Linked DNA regions of Homo sapiens: region 1 is linked to region 2. The links are chromatin loops, found by intact Hi-C in ENCODE. Cell type or tissue: MCF 10A. All regions are shown on one strand. Each heading gives the region's core, and the rest is flanking DNA. Links, peaks and the distances in the headings are about the cores only.

Evidence for each region. Peaks named below come from ENCODE experiments on the same cell type or tissue, not always from the same donor. Only the 100,000 strongest peaks of a DNase experiment are listed, where the experiment ranks them.
Region 1: it touches region 2 in a loop (9-fold over the local background); 1 of 110 quality-filtered maps calls a loop at or near these places.

Annotation. Positions count from the first base shown.
Region 1 is chr3:44,939,500-44,947,411 of GRCh38, reverse strand. ZDHHC3 (zDHHC palmitoyltransferase 3) reads left to right here. Exons shown (of 7, transcript NM_001135179.2): 3 at 2,120-2,244. Among named protein-coding and RNA genes, the nearest start is that of ZDHHC3, 33 kb to the left of the region's middle. RefSeq lists enhancers at 6,878-7,377, 7,378-7,879. In MCF 10A, for the core only: no CTCF peak of the experiment used is centred there; no DNase peak of the experiment used is centred there.
Region 2 is chr3:44,883,149-44,888,148 of GRCh38, reverse strand. It overlaps TGM4 (transglutaminase 4), which reads right to left. Exons shown (of 14, transcript NM_003241.4): 2 at 2,651-2,824; 3 at 354-460. Among named protein-coding and RNA genes, the nearest start is that of TGM4, 11 kb to the right of the region's middle. RefSeq lists enhancers at 2,258-2,552, 3,578-4,255. In MCF 10A, for the core only: no CTCF peak of the experiment used is centred there; DNase peaks (open chromatin) are centred at 1,398, 2,388 and 3,928.

The DNA of each region.
Region 1 (7,912 bases), core at 1,598-6,597, 58 kb before region 2:
AATGTAGAGCTCAGATTTAAAGCAAGGCCAGGGGACTTCCAAGCCAGCTCTAACCCTTTGTGCTATGCCACTGACTGATCTTCTCTCTTACTTCTTGGACCTATATTCCCAGCTACCTTCCTGGGTGTCCCTCAGGCACTTCAGACTCAGCATACCCTAACTGAACTGATCAGCTCTTCTCAGAACTTCCTTCTGCTCTCTTAATGGTTTTGACGTGCCACCACTTACCAGCTGCTAAAAATGGAAACCCTACTGGGGCTCATCTCCTCCCTTTTTGTTACCCTCTCCACCACCCAATAACAAGTTGGTTCCCTACCATCATTTGTAGATTCAGATCTCAGAATTTCCTCTCCACTTCTCCCGCTCCATCCTCGTAATTCAGTTTTTCCTTACTGGACCATCAACAATAACCTCCTACGTGGTGTCTGGAATTTTCATCTCTCCCTCTTCTTATATGATCCACATAACACAGGCAACTGAGCTCTCTTCCTGAAGCACCAGTGTTACCTAATGGCTCTAGGCTACCTATAAAGAAAAATCCCATCCCAACCTGGTATTCAGCGCACCACATGGGCTGGCCCCGGCCCATCGGTCCGGCCTCCCCGCTGACACTGCATACGCACAGTTCAGCACACTGATATTCTCCCTGTCTCCCAGATATGCCATGCTCACCCTCACCTCTTTGTCATTACTCATGCCCTCCTCTGCTGGAATCCCTTTTCTCCCACAGGTCTACCTAGCCAGCCTCTATACATTCCTCGAGACAACCCTTGAACATCACTACTTAAAACTCCTCTGATTCCCCTGATTAATTGGCTGCTGGCTCCTCTGTGCTCCCTCAACACAAATACCTTCCACAGCATGTAACCTCTTTTACTAGAATCGTTTGTCAGCCTCCAAAACACTATAAGTCTTGGAAGCAGGGACCTCCTGTGATTCCTGAGTCCATAGCAGTGAGCATGAGAGCACAGGGCTCAGCACCAAGCAGGCTCTTGGTGAAGGTTGGTTATTAAGACCCTACTTAGGCCTGTGCACTGCCTGTTTTCCTTCTGTTTGGATGGGTGCACAGCCAGAGCAGAATCTTATGGCATTTTGGCTCTGCCATTGGCTCTAAAGAACGCTAAGTATTCACAAGCATACTCCACAGGTGGAAGAGCAAATCAGAGGGCAGCTCTGGCCAGACAGCAAGTCAAATACCTGAGGGCAGCAGCTCCCAGTTGCTTATGGATTCACTAAGAACCAAATATAGATTACAATTATTCATAACAATACCACTGGTAAAAGTAAAACTTAATCCCAGCAAACAACCCATTAAAATGTGGAGCTGCAAATTTTGATCTGGGGAAACTGTTAGACATGTTGCTCACCAGTGAAACTTAGAAAGGGAGAAGCTGTTATCAGGAAATTTAATATAGACCAAAAAATAGTCAGTGAGCCAAATCCTTGCTGTTATATAGGAGAGAATGGATTCAATTAAAATAATTCCAGTAAAATGAAAATACAAAGTAATCAGGAACAATGTCACTGTTTAGTGTAGAAAATTAATCAAAGAATTGGCCGGGTGTGGTGGCTTGCACCTGTAATCCCAGCACCTTGGGAGGCTGAGGCGGGCGGATCACAAGGTCAGGAGATTGAGACCATCCTGGCCAACATGGTGAAACCCCATCTCTACTAAAAATACAAAAAATTAGCTGGGCGTGGTGGCGAGCACCTATAATCCAAGCTACTCGGGAGGCTGAAGCAGGAAAATCGCTTGAACCCAGGAGGCAGAGGTTGCAGCAAGCCGAGATTACACCACACCACTGCACTCCAGCCTGGGCGACAGAGCAAGACTCTGTCTAAAAAAAACAAAAAACAAAACAAAACAAAAAAACAAAGAAAAGAAAAGAAATCAAAGAATTAATGTGGCCTAATGGCATCTCCTCAGAAAAATTTTTGGTCAATAAATATTCCTTAATGTTGGCATAATTCTGAACACAGAGTCCACATGTTGTTGGTATCAAAGTGTCCTGTCCATGTGTGTGTGTGGTTGCTGCTTTCAAATAACTATCCCCACTGTAGAATGTTAGAGCTGATAGAACCCCCAGCCCAACCCTGATACCTTTCATCTTTCCTACAGGGGGCAGTGCCCAAAGGAAATGCCACTAAAGAATTCATCGAGAGTTTACAGTTGAAGCCTGGGCAGGTGGTGTACAAGTGCCCCAAATGCTGCAGCATCAAGCCCGACCGAGCCCACCACTGCAGGTACACTCACTGGGGCTCGCCTCCTCTCTTCTCCCACTGTCCTGCCTCCCTCCATCCCCGCCAACACCTGCCTCCTGGAGTAGCACACACTTCCCCAACAGGGGCCAAGTCAGCATCGGGATTCCAAATGTCCCCTGCTCTGGGCAGAGAGTGATCACTGTGAGTCTCCTTCCTGGTCCCTGTGAGCCCTCTAGATTGCAAAGAGCATTTGGTTTGGCCTCAGGACACCTGTCCCGGGACTTGGCTCTGCCACACCTGACATAGGACCTGGGCAGGGCCTTTGTTTTTATATATGTAAAATGGAGGGGATTCCTGCTTTTCCTACCTCACAGCTTTATTACAAGGGTACCATGAGAAAAAGCTTTAGAAAATCATTCTGTGAATGTCTGGGACTTGAAATGAAGCGGTTGTCCTTGAATGAAGACTTTCTTTTAAAACTTCTAAAGGTTATGATAGTTGCAGAATTAAACCAAAAAAGAAAGCCATTTCCCCATCTTATCTGTGGTCAGTTTTCTGTTTTGTTTTCAGGTTTCTTTATTAAGTTTTTCTGATGAGAAGACATCTAGCTAAAAGTTGTACTTTATTGGCTGGGCACAGTGACTTACACCTGTAATCCCAGCACTTTGGGAAGCCAAGGCAGGAGGATCACTGGAGCCTAGGAGTTCAAGACCAGCCTGGGCAACAAAGCGAGACTCTATCTCTACAAAAAAATTTAAAAATTAGGCCGGGCGCAGTGGCTCACGCCTGTAATCCCAGCACTTTAGGAGGCTGAGGCGGGCGGATCACCTGAGGTCAGGAGTTCGAGACCAGCCTGACCAACATGGAGAAACTCTGTCTTTACTAAAGATACAAAATTAGCCGGGCGTGGTGGCACATGCCTGTAATCCCAGCTATTCGGGAGGCCGAAGCAGAATCGCTTGAACCCGGGAGGCAGAGGTTGCGGTGAGCCGAGATTGTGCCATTGCAGTCCAGCCTGGGCAACAAGAGTGAAACTCCATCTCAAAAAAAAAAAATTTTTTTTTAATTAGCTGGGTGTGGTGGCACACATCTGCAGCCCCAGCTGCTCAGGAGGCTGAGGGCAGAGCATCGCTTGATCCCAGGAGTCCGAGGCTGCAGTGAGCCAAGGTTGCACCACTGCACTCCAGCCTGTGCAACAAAGTGAGACCCTGTCTCTAAAAAAATTTTATTTATTTATTTTGAGACTGGGTCTCACTCTGTCATGCAAGCTCATAGCTCACTGCGGCTTCAGACTCCCAGGCTCAAGCAATCCTCCTGCCTCAGCCTCCAGAGCAGCTGGGACTACAGGCATGCACCACCACACACAAAGGGAGACACAGTCTCACTTTGTTGCCCAGGCTGGTCTCGAACTCCTGGGCTCAAGTGATCCTCCCACCTCAGCCTCCCAAAGTGTTGGGATTACAGGTGTGAGCCACCTCGACTGACATACAAGGAAACTTTACATGCTGAATTACAGAAATACAAAAATATCACTTGGTCCCCTTTTCAGAGGGTATGTGTTTGGGTGGGGAGGGGTTATAGAGGACTGAATCTGCTCCAGGTGTTGGACATCTTCCTTGTCAGGCTTAGCCTGCGGAGACATTTGGGTGTGTGAGAGATCTGAACGGCGATTTCTGCCTGGCCTTGCTGCCTGTCTTTCAGAGGAGAGTGGCCAGTCTCCAGCACTCAGATTCCGGAGTCAGCTCCCCAGTACCTGTGTGCTGTGCCCACGGCACCTCAGCCTGCCCTGCCTCAGCGTCAGTCATCTATTTTCATCTTCCTACTCACCCCTGGAAATCGGGATTGCTGCAGGGATGGCCTCCCTAGATAAAGAAATTAAGGTTCAAAGGGGTTGAGTGCTCCACGGTCACACAGCAGTGAGTACTAGAGACAGGTTTGGGTCCCGGCAGTTCTGGCTCCAGGTCCAGACAGGGCTCTTTCCACAGGAACTCCAGTTTGGGGATGACACATGTAACTTTATGTAGTTGTATGTATGTTTTTCTGTCTGAAAGAGAGAGATCTGCAGACCTCCTCAAAGCTTGAGGGTGAGGGCTGAGGAGCCTGGGTAGGGGCCAATGGTGATTGCTAGCTCCTCCGGGGTTTCTGTCTGTGGGTGAGCTTGCTTCTGAGATCTAATTCAAGGCTTGCCTCCTGTGCCTGAGATGGAGGCTTCAGTCTGGTCTTTTCTTGCCACTCTCGGGCTTAGGAGCCAGCTGTTTTCTAACCATCACTCAGATTTTTTTTAAAAAGCTCAGCTTGCTTATGTGGTTTCTCAGGATAGCCCGGTATGGTGGAGCAGACTCTGGCCTTGAAGTTGGAGTGGTTGGTGTTGGAAGTTCAGCTGTGTCGCTTGCTACACGGTGGACCTTCGGCCAGGTGCTGCATCTTTCTGAGCCTCAGCTTTCTCCTCTGTAAAAAGGGTTGTTTCTTTGTAGTTTGTTGTGAGGATTAAGTATGAGTAACTGTGAGTCACCTAGCTCAACAAGCGTAAGCTATTGCTAATAGAAGAATGTGTATGGAGTTAGGGATATGCTGGGTTTATAAAGGCTGGACCAGAACAGGGAGGTGTTAACTTTGTATTATAGAAAAGAACTTTTGGTGATTCTTTTCTCTTCTCTCCCTGAGCCCTCAGCTGCCTCCACCGCCTGGCATTTTCCTCACTGCCTCCTCCTTGCCTCTCTCCCCAGGATGATCCAAGGGAGGTATTCTTGTGTGCTAGTAAACAGATCAGCTTGGGCAAAGCAAGAGCTGCTGATTCAGATGAACTAAAGTGAGGATGCCTGTAGAGTTGCCTGTTCCTGCCTCAGAAATGCATGCTGACAACTGCTCCTTTGTGATGGTGCGTGGTGGCCCAGGCCATCTGGGGACCCACAATTTTGGATAAGCAGAATCTCCAGCATACCAGACAGACTGGGTTTGTTTATAGTCGTTGAGCCCAGAGGCTGCCTGCCTGGTTAAAGTTGATGTCGACCTTGCCCGCTCAGGCAAAGGTGCATGTGTGCACATACGTTTGCGCCCAGCATTTTAGAATTTGAGACTGTCTCCATTCCCTTGTCTCTGGTGGATACCACAGATACACCTAGACCTTGGGCCTGTAGGTGTTCCTTCCAGCCCTATGGTGTGTGGTTGGGTCTTTCCTTCCTGGGAGAAGCACTCTGAAACCCCACGCTCTTTCATCCTGGTGTCAAATCTCCTGTTCATAGGAACCATGGAAGCATGTGGAAACTCTGTGGGAGGAGCCATTTATGCTAATGTGGATGGCCATGGCATTTGGCTTATGCTTTCAAGCTTGTCCAACCCATGGCCTGTGTGCCACTTGCAGCCCAAGATGGCTTTGAATGTGGCCCAACACAAATTTGTAAACTTTCTTAAACATTAGGACATGTATGCATAGACTTTTTTTTTTTTTTTTTAGCTCATCAGCTGTTGTTAGTGTTAGTGTATTTTGTGTGGCCCAAGACAGTTCTTCTTCTACCAGTGTGGCCCAGAGAAGACAAAAGATTAGACACTCCTGCTAGGTTCTTCTGCATGAGGAGGGAGAGACCTCTGACTTTGGCAGCCCCCCGCCTCCACACCCCAGACACCCACACTGAGGCTAAGACAGTCCTGGGCTGCTTAGAGCCCCTGAGAGATTCTTGTTTTGTCTTTCTCATGGTTATGATTACTGAGAAAATCTATGTAGCACTAGTATTGTTTTTAAAGCATTTTGCATACATTTTTGGTGCTCACAATGACCCTAAGAGATCAGAGTAGTTCTGCTGAGGCTGATTGGAGAACCTAAGTTTCTCTGACCAGAGCCCAAAATGAGGACCTGCTCTCAGATCCCCTGTTCTTTCCACTCCACTGCACTGTCCTTCCCAAAATCGTTTCTGAGCTGGAGCCAGGATGTGGTATAGATGTCTTTTTTGCTTATAATTTTAGTCATAGCCAGTGAGGGGTAAAATGAAAACCTGTGTGTGACGCCATGGCTCACTTAGTACCTTCTTGCTGTTTTCTTACTATTTTCCTACATGAGCATCCCAGTCTGATGTAGTTGAACTCATTTTCCAGGCCTGCTCTTTCCTGTCTGTGGTGTCAGAGACTTCATTCAGCTGACCCTTGCTAAAGGGGGCCCTGGGCTTGGCTCTGAGCTCGACTCTGAGCTTATAGAGGTGGATTAGACCTGGCCCTGGCTCTAGGAGCCTGCCACCCAAGCAGGGCAGGCACACTTCTCCACCATGATATAGTTTGGTAAGTGCTGGTATAGGGAGAGACAGAACCCCATGGAATGTGGCTATGTTTCCATGTTGAGCCATCACCCAGGGTGAGCAAGAGAGCCTCGGCCAGCTCCTTTGGGGATGAGTACCAAGTAAGGGCCCTCATACCTCCTTGGAGAGGAAACACATAAGCCCCAGAGAAACTGAATACATATGAGCCAGTGAGCTTGGTGGATTCTACCAAGGTTTGAGGCCTGAAAAAATGGTAGGAAATCTGGAGGAAGGGGAGAAGGGAAGCATCTGCCTTCTTCTACAGTGACGACAAAGAAACATAGAAGGGGCCTGGGAAACCTGGAAGGCCAGGATGCAGATACCTCCATTTAGGGCATTTGGTCTTTTCTGTGATTGTTTTTGCACACTTGGTCCCTGTGCCATGGAGCTCACCAGCTTACAGCGTCTCATCCACGAGACTCTGGAATTAGTGCCAGAAAGGAATGCCAGGAGAGGACTGTGGACAAGAAGGACCCTTAGAGGATAGGGTGGATTTTGCCAAGTGGAAAGAATGAAGAAAGGGCCTCAGGTGTTGAGGCCATCCACAGCCAAAACGGGGAAGATGGCTGAGCAAGTGTGTGGAAGAGGCTCTTAGTCTGTGATCTGTGAGCCTTCCTTGGCCTTGTGTTTGGGCTGCCCTGCTATGCCTAGGGAGGGAACACTGCTGAGCCCCCTGCCCATGTGCATGCAGTGGGGGCTGGGAAAAGGGCTGGCTCTGAGGTGATTGATTCCCTTTGGGAGTCAGGAGTTGTGGGGGGAGGTCCACATTTTTTCTTCCTCATGGCAGATGGTGCCAGAGGTGAAACAGCAGGGCAGGGTGTGGTATGTCCTTCACTGCCCTTCAACATCTGCCTCTGGTCCCTGTCCTTGGTTGCTCCAGGCTCCAGCCCCAGCACCCTTCTGGCCTCTGTGAGCAGCTCAGCCTCTGAGCAGTGCCTCCAGCCACGTGGGATGGGCCTCACCCCACCCACTCTGCATACCACCTGGCCCAAGGAGAAGGGTAGTGTGGGTTTGGCATTTCATATCTTTGAAAACAGGAAACTCGGGGACCAGCATTTTAGACCAACACTTGTGGCCCTCAGCAGGCTGTACTCACTCTCCCTGCGGTGTTTATTTTTCTAATTTGGAAGCCCAGCGAGACTCAGCCCATTGGGAAACCCAGCTTCCTGGCATTCACGCCTTGTCTCCAGAGAGGCTGGGAGGAGAGGGAAGAATAGCTTTGCTGTAAGAGCTTGTTTAAACTCTTGGGCAGCTTTCAGAGGATGTCCAGCCACTTGGCACCTCTCTGCCGCTGAGCCAACACTGTCTCAAGAGCACCCACTTGAAAACCCTTTTAAAAATAAGTGCAGATGAAAGAGAAACTGCTCAGGAGCCAGGAGCAGGGAGGTGGTTACCCTCAGGAGTTTGTTCCCCAGATGGGAAGG
Region 2 (5,000 bases), core at 1-5,000:
GACCATGACACAGAAAAAGCCTGGAAGGAAGGATGGGTAACTTAGTTGGTGGAACCATGGGTTATTTTTATGTACTTCTCTCCGCTCATGTCCTCCAGTGAACATTGTTCCCTTTGAAATGGAAAGGGGAAGGGTGACATGTAGGAGGTTTGGCCACAGCGATACTGTGTGCTTGGAGGAGGCTGAGTGGGGAAACAGACATTTGGAGCCATGGCCCCTCTATCATGCTGTGCTGTGGATGGCTTTAAACCATGTTACCAGCTGACAGGTGAGGAAGGGGATAGGGGCTGCTCACATTAGGAGCATTCCGCCAGAAGCCAGCCAGCCCACCCGCCAGCCCAGTGGGTGCTCACCTCTTTGCCAGACTCATTTTGAAGGGTTGCCTGCCAGTTGTAGTGGTCTGAGGGCGTCCTCGGGTCGAGCACCACCAGGGTGTGTTTGGCGATGCTAGGATTCGGCCCTGGAGACACCCAAAGGAAAACATTGGCCCAGCCATGGGCCACCCCCAAGACAATCTCCTCTGGTTCGGGCCCACCTACTGCCCACTCATGGAGCCCCCACCCCTCCTTTCCAGGCTCATTTGTCCCCTGGCTCCAGCCCCTCTAATTCTGCAGGGGCCTCCTTCTGCCCCACATGTCCAGTTTTAGTTTTCTGTTCAATTTAGATGAGCTTCCTGCCTCCTCTCCACGTCCTCCCTTTTTACCCATCAGATCCAGGTCTCCCTAGAGCTCCTGCCTCTGTCACATGCTCATTCGAGTTACCATTTGTTTAACCCTGCTGGCTCGTGCCACAGACCAACATGCTTGTTCACTCCACGCAATGCAGGGGAACTGCTTAACCTTCACTCCTCGTCTGGAGGAGGCAGATGCCACCGCCTACCCTGCAAGCTGTTGCAGGATCTTGTTTGAAAGGTCGGTCAGTTTATGTCATGAGCTCCAGGGACTACTAGAATCAAATCCAACCTCTTTCCATAGCCCACAGGTGGCCCTCAGTGAGGCTTCTCCCCAGCTCCCCACTTTCCTCCCTGTCATGACTGGGTTTCTGGTCCCCAGAGAGTTAGCTCATGACAAAGAGCATGTGACACAAGTGTTGTCTCCTCAGGGCCCTGGCACTTGCCGTGCTCATGGCTGGGAACACCCTGCTCTCAGCTCTTCACATGGTGGGACGTGGGTCTCAGCAGGGTCACTTCCCAGGGAAGCCCTTCCAACCCTGACAGAGTCAGCACCGACAGAGTCAGCCCCGCCCTGACCTGCTGCTTTCTGTCTTGCTGGAGGAGCCTCTTGTTTTTGGTTTCTTCATCATATCTGGCCCTGTCTGAAATTATCTTGCACTTTTGTTTGTTTACTGCTCTCTCTGCTAGTACAGTCAAGTCTAGGAGGCAGGAACTGCTTTACCTCTGGGTTCCCTGGCACAGAGTAGGTACTCAACAAATATTTGTTGAGTGAGTGATTCACACTATGTCATACATGGAGAGTGCTCAGTGCAACACCTGGCATGTGGCAAGTACTCAGGAAATTTTGGGTGAGGGAATGCACATGGACCCAGGGGTACTATAAAGTCACTGAAGTCAGCAACAGCACGGTCCCAGTCCATGCGTTGAGCAGGTAGCTCATGGCATGGCACACAGTAGGTGCTTATTTCATCTTGGATGAAGGGAATGGAGGCTGTTCTGACTGATCTCCACCAGCACGTTGGAGGAGACCCTAAGCCTGTTGTTCACTCAGAGAAGGAGCAAAAGGAGCGCTCTCCCAGGAAGTGCTATTGTATGCCATCTTGTAAAGTAGATCTACCTGATCTAATTTTTTTTTGAGACGGAGTTTCACTCTTGTCGCCAGGATGAAGTGCAATGACACTATCTTGCCTCCCTGCAACCTCCACCTCCCAGGTTCAAGCAATTCTACCTCAGCCTCCCGAATAGCTGGGATTACAGGCACCTGCCACTATGCCCAGCTAATTTTTGTATTTTTAGTAGAGACAGGGTTTCACCATGTTGGCCAGGTTGATCTCGAACTCCTGACCTCAGGTGATCTGCCTGCCTCGGCCTCCCAAAATGCTGGGATTACAGGCATGAGCTGCCATGCCCAGCTTACTTGATCTATTTTTAAAACTTAAAAACAACATTAAAGAAGTAAGACCCTCCTCCATTATCCCACCACCTGTCACAAAATCTAATACATTTTCTCTCTTCCCCTAGTTGTACTTATGCACATATATTTACCTAGCTATAACAAATGCATGAGCCATTTCCTATTATCTTTGCAACCAAAATATGATATTTTAATCATTATTATTGGCTTGCCTCCAGCCCACCCCGCTATGGCATCAGCATACCTCAGTCCTATGATTCATCTCTACAAAATGTTCCAGACCCCACCACGGCAGATGCCCGCTGAGTCACCTCCTCTCTCTGCTCTGGCCCCTCCCCTGCTTAGCCAAGGAATCAGAGCCTCACTATGTGCCAGGTCCTGACTGAGCTTCCCATTCTATTCTCTTCACACCCGCTATTATTCCCACATTACAGATGGAGAAACTGGGGATCAGGGAGGGTAAGGCACTCCTGGCTCAGACTGACCAGAAAGGGCCACTCCAGCATCCACAGACACTTGTGATCCCTCCCCAAAGCCCCATGAGTAGGGCCCCGAGGCTTCACCTGTGCTGAATTCCAGTTTCAGTTGGTGGTAGGATTGTAGGGGCTGGTTCAGCACCAGCCGCAGGTGAAACACCTGTCCTCGCCGGAACACAGGACTGCTCGTTTGGAACTCCCATGTGTGGTGAGAAACGGCGTTGTCCTGATTCAAGAAGTCAATGTGGAGAACTTGCAGCTCTGTCAGCAACGCAGCACATGTGGAAAGAGAGCACAGAGAATGTTTATTCCCTGATCACCTCTTTCTGGGTTCAAAATCTGAGAGTGCATTGAGGTGGAGCTGGGCTTTAGAGTCGGGCATCCCTGCTCCACCTCCAGCTGGTTATGAATCTGTCTGAGACTCAGTTTCTTCACCTGTAAGACTGGTGTGCACATACCTACCTTGTGGGATTACATGGGGATGAGCTGAGAGCAGTGGACTCAAGTGCTTAGTCATGTAACCCCGCAAAATAGGTAAGTGCACGCCCATCTTACAGGTGAGGAAACTGAGTTTCAAACAGGGTGAGTCTGTGAGTGGCTGTTAGGCAAGTTTCCCACCCCAACTCCCCCTCTCTGCAGACATGGCCTCAGGAACAAACCTGGTGCCAGGGTGTTCTCCGTCAATCAACACAAAAGCTGAAGGGAAAGAGGGGAGCGGGCAAACTGAGGAGGGAACAGATGAGCCCTGGGATTGCTCCCCTTCCTGTTCAGCCCAGACTCCCATCAGCTTCAAGTCAGACACCATCCTGAGGTGAGAGTTCACATCCTGAAGAGAAGGGTGGGGTGCAAAGTGGCTGGGGTGAAGCCTTTTTATCCAAATTGAGGAGGAAGCACCAAGGAGCTCCCATGATCTGAGGCCAAGACTACTTGCATTATAAATGGGATTTTTAAGGCCAGGTGCAGTGGTTCACGCCTCTAATCCCAGCACTTTGGGAGGCTGTGGGGGCGGCGCATCACCTGAGATCAGGAGCCGAGATCAAGCCACTGCACTCCAGAATGGGTGACAGAGTGAGACTCCATCCCCCCCAAAAAAAACAGGGGATTTTTTTCTTCAATGCTAAAGTGAAAAGTACATTCAGTAAAAGAAATAATCTCCACATGCATAATACACCCTTTTCTGTAGCACATGTATTTCTCACCATGTGTCTGTTATAATGACATTTCGTATTACCTCAGCTTGAGACCCAAACCCCTCCCCTTTATCTAAAATTCAAACCATTCCCAGGCTCATGAGTCATGAAGGGAAATGTGTTTTGGCTGCATGCTGAAACCACCTGGGGGTTGTAAAACTACTTATGTTCTCCCCCAGCGATTCTGATACAATTGTTCTGAGTGGGGCTGAGCCTCTATGTTTTCAAAGCTTTCCAGGCAATTCGAGTGTGCAGAGGGCATGGTAAAACACAGACTGCCAGACCCACCCTGAGTTTCTGATTCAGCACATCTGGGGTGTGGCTGAGAATTTGCCTCTCCAGCAGCTTCCTTGATGACGCTGTGCTGCTGGCCCAGGGAGGCACATATGGAGAACCCCTAGATTAGGAAGCCCCGCTGTGGCCTGTGAGGTAAAGTGAGGTGAGATGCAGGGACCTTCCTCTGCTCCTGAGGGCTCACCCACAGAGGAAACCCATCCTCTGCAGAGATCAAGGAGGCCAGCCATGGAAACTGGGCTTTCATGACTACAAAATAGGTGGAGTGGTCACGCCCACATCAGATGCCTACCTTGGGGATGCGGCCAGTGATGTGTTTGGAGACAGCACAGCTCATTCTTGCTGGAGTGGCTTTGGGATTGGGGTCTGGACAAGTGTTCTCCAGGAAGGCAAGTCCCAGCAAGTGGCCTTCCCTTCACACTGCGCACAGGGCCTGGGAACCTGCTGCCTCCAGCAGGGAGGCCCACCTGGCAGACAGACCTACCTTCCCAGGTGCTTCCCCTTCTTGGGCTGAAACCTTGGGGTGGGCCGATGGCTAGCTGGAGCATCTTAGCCCATTTGTGCCACTGTTATGGAATACCTGAGACTGGGTCATTTAGAAAGAATAGAAATTTATTTCTCACAGTTCTGGAGGCTGGGAAGTCCAAGATCAAGGCACTAGCATCTGGTGAGGGCCTCTTGCTGCATTGTAACATAGCAGAAGGCAGAGGGCGAGAGAGGACCAACTCCCTCCTTCAGGTCCCTTTAGAGGGGCACCTCATCTCATTCACAGGGAAGAAGCCCTTATCACCTAATCAACTCTTAAAGGCCCCACCTCTTAGTATCACCACATTGGCAACCCCTGAATTTTAGGGGGAGACATATTCAAACCATAGCATGCTGTCAGGAGCTGCAATCCTGAAAGGCTTCTTCATTTCCCTGGACAGCAGAGCTCCTGCTGTGGGACCCAGAGC